2 separate regions of the Homo sapiens genome follow, and region 2 is linked to region 1. Evidence: read pairs that join two places in POLR2A ChIA-PET (ENCODE). Cell type or tissue: GM12878. All regions are shown on one strand. Links, peaks and the distances in the headings refer to the core of each region. The heading gives the core; the rest is flanking DNA. Region 1 overlaps DNMT3A (DNA methyltransferase 3 alpha). Region 2 overlaps DTNB (dystrobrevin beta).

The links. ChIA-PET counts read pairs that join two places held together with the same protein. Peaks named below come from ENCODE experiments on the same cell type or tissue, not always from the same donor. Only the 100,000 strongest peaks of a DNase experiment are listed, where the experiment ranks them.
Region 2: POLR2A ChIA-PET joins it to region 1 with 5 read pairs; 4 of 35 experiments call an interaction of 5 or more read pairs at or near these places.

The regions. Positions count from the first base shown.
Region 1 is chr2:25,300,213-25,302,712 of GRCh38, forward strand. It overlaps DNMT3A (DNA methyltransferase 3 alpha), which reads right to left. Exons shown (of 23, transcript NM_022552.5): 3 at 1-31. Among named protein-coding and RNA genes, the nearest start is that of MIR1301, 27 kb to the right of the region's middle. In GM12878, for the core only: no CTCF peak of the experiment used is centred there; a DNase peak (open chromatin) is centred at 1,429; H3K4me3 peaks cover 744 bases; H3K27ac peaks cover 1,304 bases.
Region 2 is chr2:25,387,128-25,399,915 of GRCh38, forward strand. DTNB (dystrobrevin beta) reads right to left here. Exons shown (of 21, transcript NM_021907.5): 17 at 1,075-1,234; 18 at 162-251. Among named protein-coding and RNA genes, the nearest start is that of DTNB-AS1, 28 kb to the right of the region's middle. RefSeq lists an enhancer at 1,290-1,499. In GM12878, for the core only: no CTCF peak of the experiment used is centred there; no DNase peak of the experiment used is centred there.

The DNA of each region.
Region 1 (2,500 bases), core at 1-2,500:
TGCCACGCGGCTCCTCCTGCTCCTCTCCGTCCTGCAGGCACAGACACAGCCTGTGAGGCCAGAGGTGGATCCCAGCAGTGTAGCATTCCAGGCCTGTCTGGGGCTGGCCCTGGCTTCCCTTCCAGCCCCAGCCTCCTCCTGTCCCACGAGCCACACTTCCAGGGCTGTGTAATATGCCCCCACCAACTCCCCTCCTGCCTGATGAGGCTTGAGGCACCCCTCAGAGCCCCACTTAAAATATATCCTTGGCCAGGCACCGTGGCTCATGCCTGTAATCCCAGCACTTTGAGAAGCCAAGGCAGGAGGATCCCTTGAGGCCAGGAGTTTGAGACCAGCCTGGGCAACATAGTGAGACTCCATCTCTATAAAAATACCCACACCCATATATATATCTAAATAATATATTATTTAGATATCTAAATAATATATTATTTAGATATCTAAATAATATATTATTTAGATATATATTTAGATATATATTTATATATCTAAATAATATAATATATATATATATATATATATATATATATATATATATATATATATATATATATATAAATAATACATCCTTTGGGGAACTTCAGGGCAGACGCTGCTGTCCCCCCGGAAGGCATCTCTCTCTCTTTATGACCACATTTTCCGAACCATAAAATCATAACACAAGCTCTGATAAAGGATTTGAGTTAAAAGTTTATTTATATGAGAAAGCTTTTGTTCACAGATACACAATTACATTTGTGATCTACTTAATGAATCACCTTTATTGAAAATAAAATCGCTGGGCATGGTGGCTCACGCCTATGATCCTAGCACTTTGGGAGGCTGAGGCAGGTGGATCATGAGGTCAGGAGATTGAGACCATCCTGCTAACACGATGAAACCCCATCTCTACTAAAAATACAAAAAATTAGCCGGGCATGGTGGCACGCGCCTGTAGTCTCAGCTACTAGGGAAGCTGAGGCAGGAGAATTGCTTGAACCTGGGAGGCAGAGGTTGCAGTGAGCCAAGATCACGCCACTGCACTCTAGCCTGGGAGACAGAGCGAGACTGTCTCAAAAAAAAAAAAAGAAAATCAAGTGAAAAGAAATATTAAATTTAGCAATATCTATTTGAAGTCCAGGCAATACTCGAAATGGACAACTATGGAAAGTGGAGGACTTGTACAGCTGTGAACACCCCTGCCATGTGGAGCTGGCACCGCGCATGCCTGTCAGCCTGCAGGAGGATCTCAGGGACCGAATCTCAGCTCCTCTCCATCTCTTGCATTCACCGAGTTTGGAACAGAAGTTTGTTTTACTCCCCGCCCCTCACATAACACCTGTGCACGGCTGGGCCCTGACATGCTTGTCTCCTGGGGCACAGAGACATAAACCTAGAAAGTCCTGCCTCACTACTCCAGCCTGGCCACAAACCACCCACAAGTCCCTTCTGACTCAGCTGGGCTCTGGCATGACTAATCCCCAGCAGAAATGATGCTGGGGAAGTGGGGAGAAAGACGTCCTGACCCTGCAGATGGGCCACAGGCTGCTCTTCATACCCTGCACGATGTCAGGAGCCAAAGATGGCTTTTGGGCCCTCCCCAAGGAGGGGCCAACCCAGGGCAGTGCTGGCAGCACAGAGGTAGAAGAGGGTCCACAGCTCTCCTGGAGACCTGAGTAAGATGGCCCTCAACAACCTACTCAACTTTCATTTTCTGTGATTGCAAAATACCTTGTGGTTTGCCACATTAATTTTTAGGTGACAGTGGGACACACAAATGGAAACCTACTGTGACCAGCTGTAGACATAAGACCAGCGGGAAGAGCATCCCTGGCCCCTCCATCCATCCTCCAGCTGAGGCATGTCTGCAGGGCAGACCATCATGGCTCAAGTTCTGGGAGGCCTCCAAAGACATGCACATGGAGGGTGAACAGAGGTGCCCGGTCTTAGCATAGGTGGTGGCCACAGTCAAGCTGGAGAGAGGCAGAGCTCACACAGGAGATAGAGAGAGAATGCTCGGAGGTGCAGAAGAGGACCCTGGTGTGTTGTGGGAGCAAGGAAGGGGAGGGCTGCCAACACTGGAGACCAAAGCTGTCTGAGAAAGATACTGAGGATGAGGAGGCTTGGCTAGGGGTCAGAATGGCTGACCTTCAAGAGCACTGTCACTAAGCTGTGCAGAGTGACACGGCAGTGAGGGCTGGAGAAGGACCAAAGAGGGCAATTTAAGGAGCACAGCAGAGGAAGCATCTGGAAAGGATGCCAGGGGACTGGGGAGCCCCGTGCCGTCTGTGGAGGGAGAGGCCAGCCCCGAGGCCGGAGATCCTTCAGGGGCTCTTTTCAGGAAAGCACAGCAGACGGGCGGTGAGGGCAGAAAGGCTGTGGGAGGAGGAGCAAACTCGCGGGAGCCTTCATGAGGGCTCAGGGTGCCCAAGGGCACACGCCCCATGGGAGGGGAGGCCTGCTGCTTCTGAACCATCTTCTGAAGACCCCAGACCCCCGAGTGTAAGAAAGGATCACACAG
Region 2 (12,788 bases), core at 8,795-11,294, 96 kb after region 1:
TGGGTGGAGACATCCAGTGTGTTCCTAGAAGGCAAAGTTAGGTGATGAAATGGGGTGGTGCAAGCTGGGTGGTGAGGTTCTGCCGGTGCTGGCAAGGAAGTGAGAAGGGCGCGGGCAAGGCAGGGGAGGCCAGGAAGCTGGCTGGGAGCTCTGGGTTTCACCTGAATGGAGCTCCTTCACCAGGGATGACATGGTGTTGGTGATGGAGTCAGCTGCCACCAGCAGGTCATTGCGGAGGTTTCTCCTCGTACCTGAGGAGAGGCAGAGCAGATGGGGATGCCAGGGTGGGTGAGCGTGGAGAAGAGACGGCTGAGCAAATGCCTCAGTTCTGCCAGGCCCGAGAACACAGGTGTGGAACACCTAAGGGGAGATGGGGCCACAGCAGCTCCACCCATTCCCAGGCACACCGGGGGCAGGAGGCACCAGCCCACTGGTCCCTCTCCCTCTGCCCTCTCTACCTAGGGAGCAGCATCCTGTCAACTCCACGCTTTGCCGCCACCACACAATCCAGAGCTGGGTTCCAGAATAAGCATTCCACCGAGGTCTTCCTCAGCCTTGTGGGGGTGGGGCTGTACTCTCCACAACCACCACTACCACCTCCCCTTCTCACCTCCAGCCCCAGCAGGACTTCCCTCTGAATCCCCACCCAACTACTTAATACTGCTGGTCACCAGCTCCCCCGATGACTGTGACAATGGCGTGCATACTGTGCTTTCAGCACGGTCCCAGTTACAGTGCCTGTTACAGTCCCTTCTAGGCCAGGGAATTATTCCATCCAATTCCTCTGGAGGAGACAAAGCCCAAAGGACAAAGCACTTCCAATAATCCAGAAAAAAGGGCAGAGAACCCCAGGAGGCCTGTTCTTGGCACACATAGGAAGCCTGCAGCCCTCCCGCTGGAGACCAGCCCGTCTCATGAGAAGGGGCCAGCACCTGACTTATTTACACTGTCTGTCAAAATCTGATCATTCCAAGCAAAGAGCACAAAACAGAAATGGAAAAAACCTCAGCAGGAATCTTGTCCGTGTTTGCACATCCCTTCAGCTCCCCGCTGAACTCTGCTCCAGAAACTCACCTTGTGCGAAGGCCTCCTGCACGTCTCCCCCGACTCCGCTCAGCGAGTCCTGCGGACAGTGGGTGGGGGTGGAGCCGGCAGACGTGGAGCGCACTGGCATGGGCATTGGCCGGCCGCCTCCATGGGTGGGCGATGTATGTGGTGACCCTGTGGCCTGAGCCTGGAGATTCAAAGACAGAAAATACGTTATCTCAAGTACCTGACCTCTTTGAGGAAGGAAGAAAGTACTTTTTCTCCATCAACCAGAGCCAGCCAGTGGGCCTCAGTTCAGTGGTACAAGATCATACTTGAAAGGAAGGAGTTAGGCTGCTTCCAAGACTGGAGAGAGGAAGAAAAGGAAAAAAGGAAGGGGGCGTGCAGGGCAGAGAGAGAGAACATCCTAAGAACAAGACCAAGAATGGGAGGGAAAGAAGAGGCTGGCACAGAGTGGTGGAGACAGAGTGAGCTGCGTGACTGGGCCAGGGCTCTAGAAGGGCTTGGCTTGCAGGGCAGGAAGTAACATGCAAACAGCTTTCATTTTGTTTGCAAACACATTCATGTACATGTTCTCATTTGGACCCCTCCCCCCGCTGCTGCCGGCAACCTGTGAGTGGAAAGGACATACGTGTGTGTGTGTGTGTGTGTGTGTGTATGTATATATTTATATACGTATATATCTTTTTTGGAGACAGAGTCTTGCTTTGTTGCCCAGGTGGAGTGCAGTGGCACGATCTCAGCTCACTGTAACCTCCGCCTCCCAGGTTCAAGAGATTCTCCTGCTTCAGCCTCCCGAGTAGCTGGGACTACAGGTGTGCGCCACCACGCTGGGCTAATTTTTTGTATTTTTAGTAGATACGGGGTTTCAACACGTTGTCCAGGTTGGTCTTTAACTCCTGAGCTCATGCAATCTGCTCGCCTTCGCCTCCCAAAGTGCTAGGATTACAGGTGTGAGCCACCATACCAAGCCAGGGTATATATTTTTATGTCCATTTTATAGAAGAAGAAGAATGGAAAGAGACGTTGTGTCAGGCCACACAGCTTGCCAGTGGGAGGCATGGGAACAACCCCTTGACTCCAAGGGTGGCAGTGTGCACTCTGCAGGTTGTGACCCCACTTCCTGCAGGGCATGCTCTGAGCATGTGCGGAGCTCGGCTGCAGGCTGCAAGCGGGGCCATGGGGCCAGTCATGCCACATGCACTGCACATGTACAGCAAGGCTGTCCGGGGCCACCCCGCGGGGACGAGGTGAGAAAGGACACATGGTAAACAGAAACCAAGCTTTCCTTGGGAGGCCCTGGTATAGTTGTGGAGAAAGTTTGGAGCAATGGGATAAAATAAATAAAAGGAGAAAACTAATCAAGGGCCGCTCACTGAGATGTGGGCTCTGTAGCTCTTCAGCACAACGGGAACTGAGTGTGGAAGGTGGACTAGGGTTTTCTGTGGAAGCAAAACTGGAAAAAATAGAAGCCAAAGTGTGAGAGTGAATTCAAATGAAGACAGTTATCCTTCTTCTAGCTTTCTCAGCTAGAAACCCCATATACAAACAGAATTGGCCCTGAACAGGTGGACAGGCTGGACGCACGACACCCCACCGCAGTGCTTCAACCGTGTGGCCACCAAACTCAACAGAAATGGATTGTTTTCTGTGGTTCTTACTTTGAATCATTTGTGTGTGTGTGTGTGTGTGTGTGTGTGTGTGTGTGTATGTGTATTTTGAGAAGTTAAAAAAAATACAGAAAACTAAAAAGTACAACATAATTAACCACCCCAAATTGGTAACTTCATATTGTGTCAAATGTATTTCAACCTAAAAATATTGCAGAAAAATTTGCAATATTTTTGTCCACCAGTTCTTTCCTGTTCCAGTTCTTTCCTCTCCTCCCTTCAGAGGCAACCCCTATCAAAATTCTGCTGTGAAACTTTTAACCTATATGTGCATGTATAGCTATGAATAATAGATGGTATTTCACGCTTTTAAATTTTGCATGAATGGTATTGTACTGCTCATATCACTTTGCAATTTGCTTTAATCACTTAGCATGCTTTCTGAGATCTTTCCATGATACAAATAAATATGAACTAAATCAAAATGGATCATAGTAACTATAAGAGCTAAAACTAAAATGGATCATAGTAACTATAAGGGCTAAAACTATAAAATTTCTCTAAGAAAACACCCAAACCATGATATGTAAAAACAAAACCAAACAGATAAACTGGCTTTCATTGAAATTTTAAACTTTTTCTTTTCTTTTTCTTTTCGTCTTCTCTTTTTTTTTTTTGAGATGGAGTTTCACTCTTTCACCCAGGCTGGAGTGAAGTGGTGCGATTTTGGCTCAGTGCAACCTCCGTCCCCTGGGTTCAACCAATTCTCCTGCCTCAGCCTCCAAAGTAGATGGGATTACAGGTGCGTGTGTGCCACCATGCCTGGCTTTTCTTATATTTTTAGTAGAGATGGGGTTTCGCCATCTTGGCCAGGCTGGCTTCAAACTCCTGACCTCAGGTGATCCACCCGCCTCGGCCTCCCAAAGTGCTAGGATTACAGGTGTGAGCCACTGAGCCCGACCAAACTTCTGCTTTTCAAAAGATATCATTAAAAAACATATGAACAAATCAATTCAGAATTAGTCAATAACTTAAACATAGGAGCTGAAATTATAACATTCTTAGAGAAAACATAGGGGGAAGGCTTTATAATCTTGGATTAGGTAATGACTTTTTTTTTTTTTTTTTTTGAGACGGAGTCTTGCTCTGTTGCCCAGGCTGGAGTGCAGTGGTGCAATCTCGGCTCACCACAAGCTCCGCCTCCCGGGTTCACACCATTCTCCTGCCTCAGCCTCTTGACTAGCTGGGACTACAGGTGCCCGTCACCACTCCCGGCTAATTTTTTGTATTTTTCGTAGAGACAGGGTTTCACCATGTTAGCCAGGATGGTCTCGATCTCCTGACCTCGTGATCCACCTGCCTCGGCCTCCCAAAGTGCTGGGATTACAGGTGTGAGCCACCGCGCCTGGCCTAGGCAATGACTTTTTAGATATGACATCAAAAGCCCAAGCTATGAAAGAAAAACTAGATACATTGAATATTATCAAAAGTAAAACTTTTGTGCTTTGAAGAATACCATCAAGAAAGTGAAAGTCAACCCCCAGAAAGGGAGAAAATGTTTGCAAACTATATATGATACATGATCTATATATAAAATATATAAAGAACTCTTACAACTCAATAATAAAAGGACAAATAATATTTTAAAATGGGCAAAGGATCTGAATAGACATTCCTCCAAAGATATATAAATATCCAGTAAGTACATGGAAAGATGCTCAGCATTATTAGGGAAATGCAAATCAAAACTACAATGAGACATCACCGCACACCCACAAGGATGACTATAATAAAAAAGACAGGTAATAACAAGTGTTGGCAAGGATGTGGAGAAATTAGAACCCTAATATACTGCTGATAGAAATGTAAAATGGCCATAGGATAGGCCACAAAACAAGTCTCAGTAAATTTAAGAAAACCAAAATCATATCAAGCACTCTATCAGACGACATTAGAATAAAATTGGAAAGCAACTCCAAAAGGAACCCTCAAAACCATGCAAATACATGGAAATTAAATAATCTGCTCCTGAATGATGGTTGGATCAACAATGAAATCAAGATGGAAATTTAAAAATTCTTTGAACTGAATAATAGTGACAGAATCTATCAAAACCTTTGGGATACGGAAAAAGTGATGCTAAGAGGAAAGTTCATAGCATTAAATGCCTACATCAAAAAGTCTGAAAGAGCACAGACAATCTAAGGTCACACCTCACAGAACTGGAGAAACAAGAACAATCCAAGCCCAAACCCAGCAGAAGAGAAATAACGAAGATCAGAGCAGAACTAAATGAAACTGAAACACATACACACAAAACAATACAAAAGATAAATGAAACAGGCCAGGCACGGTGGCTCACGCCTGTAATCCCAGCACTTTGGGAGGCCAAGGTGGGTGGATCACTTGAGGTCAGGAGTTCGAGACCAGCCTGGGCAACATGGTGAAACCCCATCTCCACTGAAAAAAACAAAAATTAACAGGGTGTGGTGGCACGCACCTGTAATCCCAGCTACTCGGGAGGCTGAGGCAGGAGAATCTCTTGAACCCGGGAGGTGGAGGCTGCAGTGAGCTGAGATCACACCACTGTACACCAGCCTGGGCAACAGAGTGAGACTCCATCTCAAAAATGAATGAATGAATGAATGAATGAGTGAGTGAATGAAACCAAAAGCTGGTTCTTTCAAAAGATAAATAAAATTGATAGACCATTAGCAAGATTAACCAAGAAAAGAAGAGAGAAGATCCAAATAAGCTCAAATAGAAACGAAACGAGAGCTACTACTACTGATACCACAGAAATACAAAAGATTTAAAGTTACCATGAACACCTTTACATGCATAAACTAGAAAACCTAGAGGAAATGGATAAATTCCTGGAAATATACAATCCTCCTAGATTAAACCAGGAAGATACAGAATATCTGAATAGACCAATAACAAGCAGTGAGATTGAAATGGTAATAAAAAAAATTGCCAACAAAAAACAGTCCAGGACCAGATGGATTCACAGCTGAACTCCATCAGACATTCAAAGAAGAATTGGTACCAATCCTACTGACACTATTGCAAAAGATAGAAAAAGAGGGAATCCTGCGTAAATCATTCTACGAAGCCAGTATAACCCTAATACCAAAACCAGGGAAGGACATAACAAAACAAGAAAGCTACAGACCAATATCCCTGATGCACAAATCCTCAAAAAAATACTAGTGAACCAAATCCAACAGCATATCAAAAAGATAATCCACCATGATCAAGTGGGTTTCATACCAGGGACACAGGGATGGTTTAACATACGTAAGTCAATAAATGTGATATACCACATAAACAGAATTAAAAACAAAAATCACATGATCCAATAAATGCAGAAAAAGCATTAGACAAAATCCAGCATCGCTTTATGACTAAAACCCTCAGCAAAACTGGCATAGAAGGGACATACCTTAATGTAATAAAAGCCATCTATGACAAACCCAGAGCCAATATTATACTGAACAGGGAAAAGTTGAGAGCATTCCCCCTGAGAACTGGAACAAGACAAGGATGCTCACTTTCACCACTTCTATTCAACATAGTACTGGAAGTCCTAGCCAGAGCAATCAGACAAGAGAAAGAAAGAAAGGGCATCCAAATCGGTAAAGAGGAAGTCAAACTGTCACTGTTTGCTGATTATATGATTGTATACCTAGAAAATTCTAAAGACTCATCCAAAAAGCTCCTAGAACTGGTAAATGAATTCAGCAAAGTTTCAGGATACAAAATTATTGTACACAAATCAGTAGCTCTGCTATATATCAACAGCGACCAAGCTGAGAATCAAATCAAGAACTCAACCCCTTTCAGAATACCTGCAAAAAATAAAATAAAATAAAATAAAATACTTAGGAATATACCTAACTAAGGATATGAAAGACCTCTATAAGGAAAACTATAAAACACTGCTGAAAGAAATCATAGATGACATGAACAAATGGAAACACATCCCATGCTCATGGATGGGTAGAGTCAATATTGTGAAAATAATCATACTGCCAAAAGCAATCTACAAATTCAATGCAATTCCCATCAAAATACCACCATCATTCCTCACAGGACTAGAAAAAACAACCCTTAAATTCATATGGAACCAAAAAAGAGCCCACATAGCCACAGCAAGACTAAGCAAAAAGAATAAATCTGGAGGCATCACATTACTCAACTTCAAACTATGCTATAAGGCCTCAGTCATCAAAACAGCATGGTACTGGTATAAAAATAGGCACATACACCAATGGAACACAATAGGGAACCCAGAAATAAAGCCAAATACTTACACCCAACTGATCTTTGACAAAGCAAACAAAAACAAAAAATGGGGAAAGGACACCCTACTTAACAAATGATGCTGAGATAACTGGCAAGACACATAGAAGAATGAAACTGGATCCTCATCTCTCACCTTATACAAAAATCAACTCAGGTTGGATCAAAGACTTAAATCTAAGACCTGAAACCATAAAGATTCTAGAAGATAACATTGGAAAAACCCTTCTAGACATTGGCTTAGGCAAAGACTCCATGACCGAGAACCCAAAAGCAAATGCAACAAACAAAGATAAATAGATGGGACTTAATTAAACTAAATAGCTTCTGCACAGCAAAAGAAATAATCAGCAAAGTTAACAAACAACCCACAGAGTGGAAGAAAATCTTCACAAACTATACATCTGACACAGGACTAATATTCAGAATCTACAAAGAAAACAAATCAGCAAGAAAAAAATAATCCCATAAAAAAGTGGGCTAAGGACATGAATAGAAAATTCTCAAAAGATGGTATACAAATGGCCAACAAGTATATGGAAAAATGCTCAAATTACTAATTATCAGGGAAATGCAAATCAAAATTACAATGCAATACCACCTTACTCTTACAAGAATGGCAATAAAAAGCTCAAAAAATAATAGATGTCGGTGTGAATGCAGTGAAAAAGGAACACTTTTACACTGTTGGTGGGAATGTAAACTAGTACAACTACTATGAAAAACAGTGTGGTGATTCCTTAAAGAACTAAAAGTAGATCTACTGTTTGATCCAGCAATCCCATTACTAGGTATCTACCTACAGGGAAGTAAGTCATTATACAAAAAAGATACTTGCATACGCATGTTTATAGCAGCACAATTTGCAATTGCAAAAATATGGAACCAGCCCAAATGCCCATCAATCAATGAGTGGGTAAAACAAATGGGATAGATACACCATGGAATACTACTCAGCTATAAAAAAGAATGAAATAATGGCATTCACAGCCACCTGGATGGAATTGGAGACTATTTTTCTAAGTGAAGTAACTCAGGAATGGAAAACCAAACATTGTACATTCTCACTCATATGTGGGAGCTTAGCTATGAGGACACAAAGGCCTAAGAATGATATATTGGACTTTGGGGACTCGGGGAAAGGGTGGGGTGTGGAAAAGGATAAAAGACTACACATGGGGTACAGTGTACACTGCTTGGATGATGGGTACACCAAAATCTCAGAAATCACCACTAACAAACTTATTCATGTAATCAAATACTACCTGTTCCCCAAAAACCTATTGAAATAAAAAAATTAAAAAATTTAAAAGTTTATGTATCACATAATATGTATACATAAATATATAAATCACAGTATACATATTTGTAAATACATAAATACACATAAATATACCAATTACATAATATACATGTATATTTATGTACATAAATATATAAATCACAATATATACATAAATATAAATATAAATATATATTTATGTATATTTAAATATTTACATACATCTCTCTAACCACATCAGCATCAGTTTCTAGCAATAGCAAATATTCAAAATCTATGTGACAAAATCATGATTAAACAAATTAATACATGAATAAATCATTGCAACTGATTTGTAGGTATTTCTCATGTAATTGATAAAGGTACTTCCAGTGAGCAAGGAAGCTAGATAAAAATTTATGTTGTGAAGAAAGCACTAGAGATGGAATTTGCATTCTTATTTCAACATTTTCTTTGAGTAAATAAATTAATCCTACTGAATCTTAGTTTTCTCTTACATAATATGGAATATTATAAAAGGATTAATAGACAAGTTAAAAAATGTAGCCCAGAATTACATATAAGGAGCTGTAATTAAATATTCCCTCCCTCCCTCCTGAAGACTGGTGCTAGGACAATTCACAATTGCAAAAATATGGAACCAGCCCAAATGCCCATCAATCAACGAGTGGATAAAGAAAATGTGGTAAATGCATACCATGGAATACTATTCAGTCATAAAAAGGAACAAAACAATGGCATTCACAGCAACCTGGATGGAACTGGAGACCATTATTCTAAGTGAAGTGACTCAGGAATGGAAAACCAAACATCGTTGTTCTTATCCATAAGTGGGAGCTAAGCTATGAGAATGCAAAGGTGTAAGAATGATACACTGGTCTGCAATCCCAGCACTTTGGGAGGCCAAGATGGGCGGATCACTTGAGGACAGGAGTTCGAGACCAGCCTGGCCAACATGGTGAAACTCCATCTCTACTAAAAATACAAAAATTAGCCAGATGTGGTGGTTCATGTCTGTAATACCAGCTACTTGGGAGGCTGAGGCAGGAGAATCCCTTGAACCCAGGAGGCGGAGGGTGCAGTGAACTGAGATTGTGTCACTGCACTCCAGCCTAGGCAACAGAGCAAGACACTGTCTCAGGAGGAAAAAAAAAAAGAATGATACACTGGACTTTTGGGACTTGAGGGAAAGGGTGGGAGGGGGGTGAGGGATAAAAGACTACACATTGGGTACAGTGTACACTGCTTGGGTGACGGGGGCACCAAAACCTCAGAAATCACTAAAGAACTTATCCATGTAACCAAATCTGCCCCTCCCGCCATGTTCCCCCAAAACCTATTGAAATTAATAAAAGGAACTAAAAAAAAAAAAAAAAAAAAAAAGACTGGTGCTAGGGATAGCTCTTGTGACCATTCTGCAGTATCATTAATGTTCTTTTTTCCTAACATTAAAACCTCAGTCTGGGCACTGTTTTGTCTCCCCAGCTACTTTTCCTATTACCACCTTCCAATCCTTCACTGTCATGTATTTGCAGACTGTGATTCTAGGAAAATCTCAACAATTTCTGAATTGAATATAAGATAAAAGGGATAAATTTGTCCTGAGATTTTAGATAACTGAATTTCTTTAAGCCATCTACGGAATAAAGACCAAATACCACCCCCACACCCCCACCTCCCCCACCCAAAAAAAAGTAAAATAGTGCAGCTGCTTTGGACAGACTGGCAGCAATTCCATTCCTAGGTATATATCCATGAGACATGAAAACATGTCCACACAAAAATCTGAACCCAAATGTTCATAGCAGCGTTATTCGACATAGCCAAAAAGTAAAAACAATTCAAATGTCCATCAATTCAGGAGGCCAAGGGAGAAGAATTGCTTGAATCTGGGAGGCAGAGGCTGCAGTGAGCTGAGATAGCGCCACTGCACTCCAGCCTGGATGACAGAAAGAGACTCTGTCTCAAAAAAAAAAAAAAAAAAGAAAGAAAACAGTATGCTACGTGCAAGAAGCCAGTCACAGAAGCCAGTCACAGAAGACCACATATCGTATGATCCCATTTATATAAAATGTCCAGAATAGGCAAATCTCAGGGCACAGGAAGCAGGATAAGAATCTCTGAGGGCTGGTTTCGAGTTTGCCTGGAAATGCCTAGATTAAGTGACCAGTTCAGACAGCGTAGGAACTCAAGATGGAAATTAAATCCACTTAAAGAACAAAAATGGGCCGGGCCCGGTGGCTCATGCCTGTAATCCCAGCACTTTGGGAGGCCGAGGTAGGTGCATCACCTAAGGTGAGGAGTTTGAGACCAGCCTGGCCAACATGGCGAAACCCTGTCTCTACTAAACATACAAAAATTAGCTGGGCATGGTGGCGCATGCCTATAATCCCAGCTACTCAGAAGGCTGACGCAGGAGAATCGCTTGAACCCAGGAGGTGGAGCTTGCAGTGAGCCAAAATCCTGCCACTGCCCTCCAGCCTGGGTGACAGAGCAAGACTGTCTCAAAAAAAAAAAAAAAAAAAAAAAAGAATGACCTCTGAAATGCTAACACACTTCACTGTAAGACAGATGGCCCAGCCAGCATTAAACATATGGCGAGGACTCAGGAATCTCCCTCTGCATGATCTGGGCCAGGCACCATGGCCTGAGGACCGCACATCAGAGTCATAGGACCCAGGTGAACATCCAGGCTGCTTCATAACAGCATGACACTGAACCTTTGCAAATACTTTGATATTGAAATGATGATGGGGGATGAGACAAGAGGGGTAGGCAGGGTGGCCAGCCACATGTGTCTAAAGCTCTAGTATCTGGAAGTGAAACCTCCTGCCCACCATCAGCCTGGAAATAATCAGACCCTCTTCCTGGGATCATTACCTAGGGCATGCCTTCTGAGGAAGATAAAAACCAGATTCTAGAAGTTGTGTTTGTTCAGAGCAGTTGAAAGAGAAAAGCTACGACTCCTGGGCAGGTGTTATTTCTCCATGGGTCTTATGCCCCAGCCCTTGGCGTTAGGATCACACTGGATGAAAATGAAGCCAGGACAGAGCTGTCAGGGCCCTCCGTGAATTCTGGTTTGTGTAGGGTAATACCAGTTTGCAATCCTGGGTGGGTCAGAGGCACAAGTGATAGCTCACCAATATGCATGGGCTTTCGCCAGGCCTGAGGCTAAGGGTTCAGGAAGCCTGGAGACCGGAGCCGATCTTGGATGAGATATACATCACGCAAGGGATGTCAACCAACTCTGTTCCTTGGTGGTTTTGACAAAAAAGCAAAAGTGTGGGCCCATCCACACTTGACTCTGTTGATGGGACTCTGCTCTCTCTTGCCACTCCCTCTGCTGGGAGCACTACTCTCCCCCATGCTGTCTGATTGGCTCCTGCTGGTCCCCTGGGCATCAGTCTCACTACTATCTCCTCTAGGATGAGACAATGTCTTTCTGAGATACTCCCACGGAATCTTGTGTGTCTCCATCACAGCACTATCTCACTTCTTAAATTCCATCCTCTGAATCCCTGTGCTCAGCACAGGTAAATTCTTAATAAATACTTGTTAAATGACAATGAAGTGCATCACATTTTTGGCCCTTTTTCTTCTGTAATGAAAAGTGGAAAAGAGCAGGAAAAGTGCTGGAGCAGGTAGTAATCTCCAGGAAGTAATACATCTATCAGTCGTCAGTGAATCTTTTCTTTTTTGAGACGGAATCTCTCTGTCACCAGGCTGGAGTGCAGTGGCGCGATCTCGGCTCACTGCAACCTCTGCCTCCTGGGTTCAAATGATTCTCCTGCCTCAGCCTCCTGAGTAGCTGGGACTACAGGCGTGCACCACCATGCCCAGCTAATTTTTGTATTTTTAGTAGAGATGGGGTTTCACCATGTTGGCCAGGATAGTCTCAATCTCTTGGCCTCATGATCCACCTGCCTCGCTTGGCTTCCCAAAGTGCTGGGATTACAGGCGTGAGCCATCGCCCCTGACCTTTTTTTTTTTTTTAGACAGGATCTTGCTGTTTCCCAGGCTAGAGCACAGTGGTGTGATCTTGGCTCACTGCAACCTCCACCTCCTGGGTTCAAGTGATTCTCGTGCCTCAGCTTCCTGAGTAGCTGGGATTACAGACATGCACCACCACATCTGGCTAATTTTTGTATTTTTAGTAGAGATGGAGTTTTGCCATGTTGGCCAGGCTGGTCTTGAACTCCTGTTCTCATGTGATCTGCCCACCTCAGCCTCCCAAAGTGCTGTGATTACAGGAGTGCTGGGCCCAGCCAACCAGTGAATCTTTATGTGAGATACTTTAACTAGATAAGCAAATGTGGTCACCAGACCTCTGAGATGGCCCCAAGGGACCCTCCCCTGCATTCATATCCGGGTGGAGTCTCCTCCCCTTCAATGTGGGCTAGGCCTAGTGACTCGCTGCTAATGAATCAGACAAGTGGGATATCACTTGTCTGGGATAAAAACTGTATTTTTCAGATATAAAATTCTGTGACCTATGATCTTCGCTAAGTTAACCTCGTCTCAGACATGGCAAGAACCAACACTTT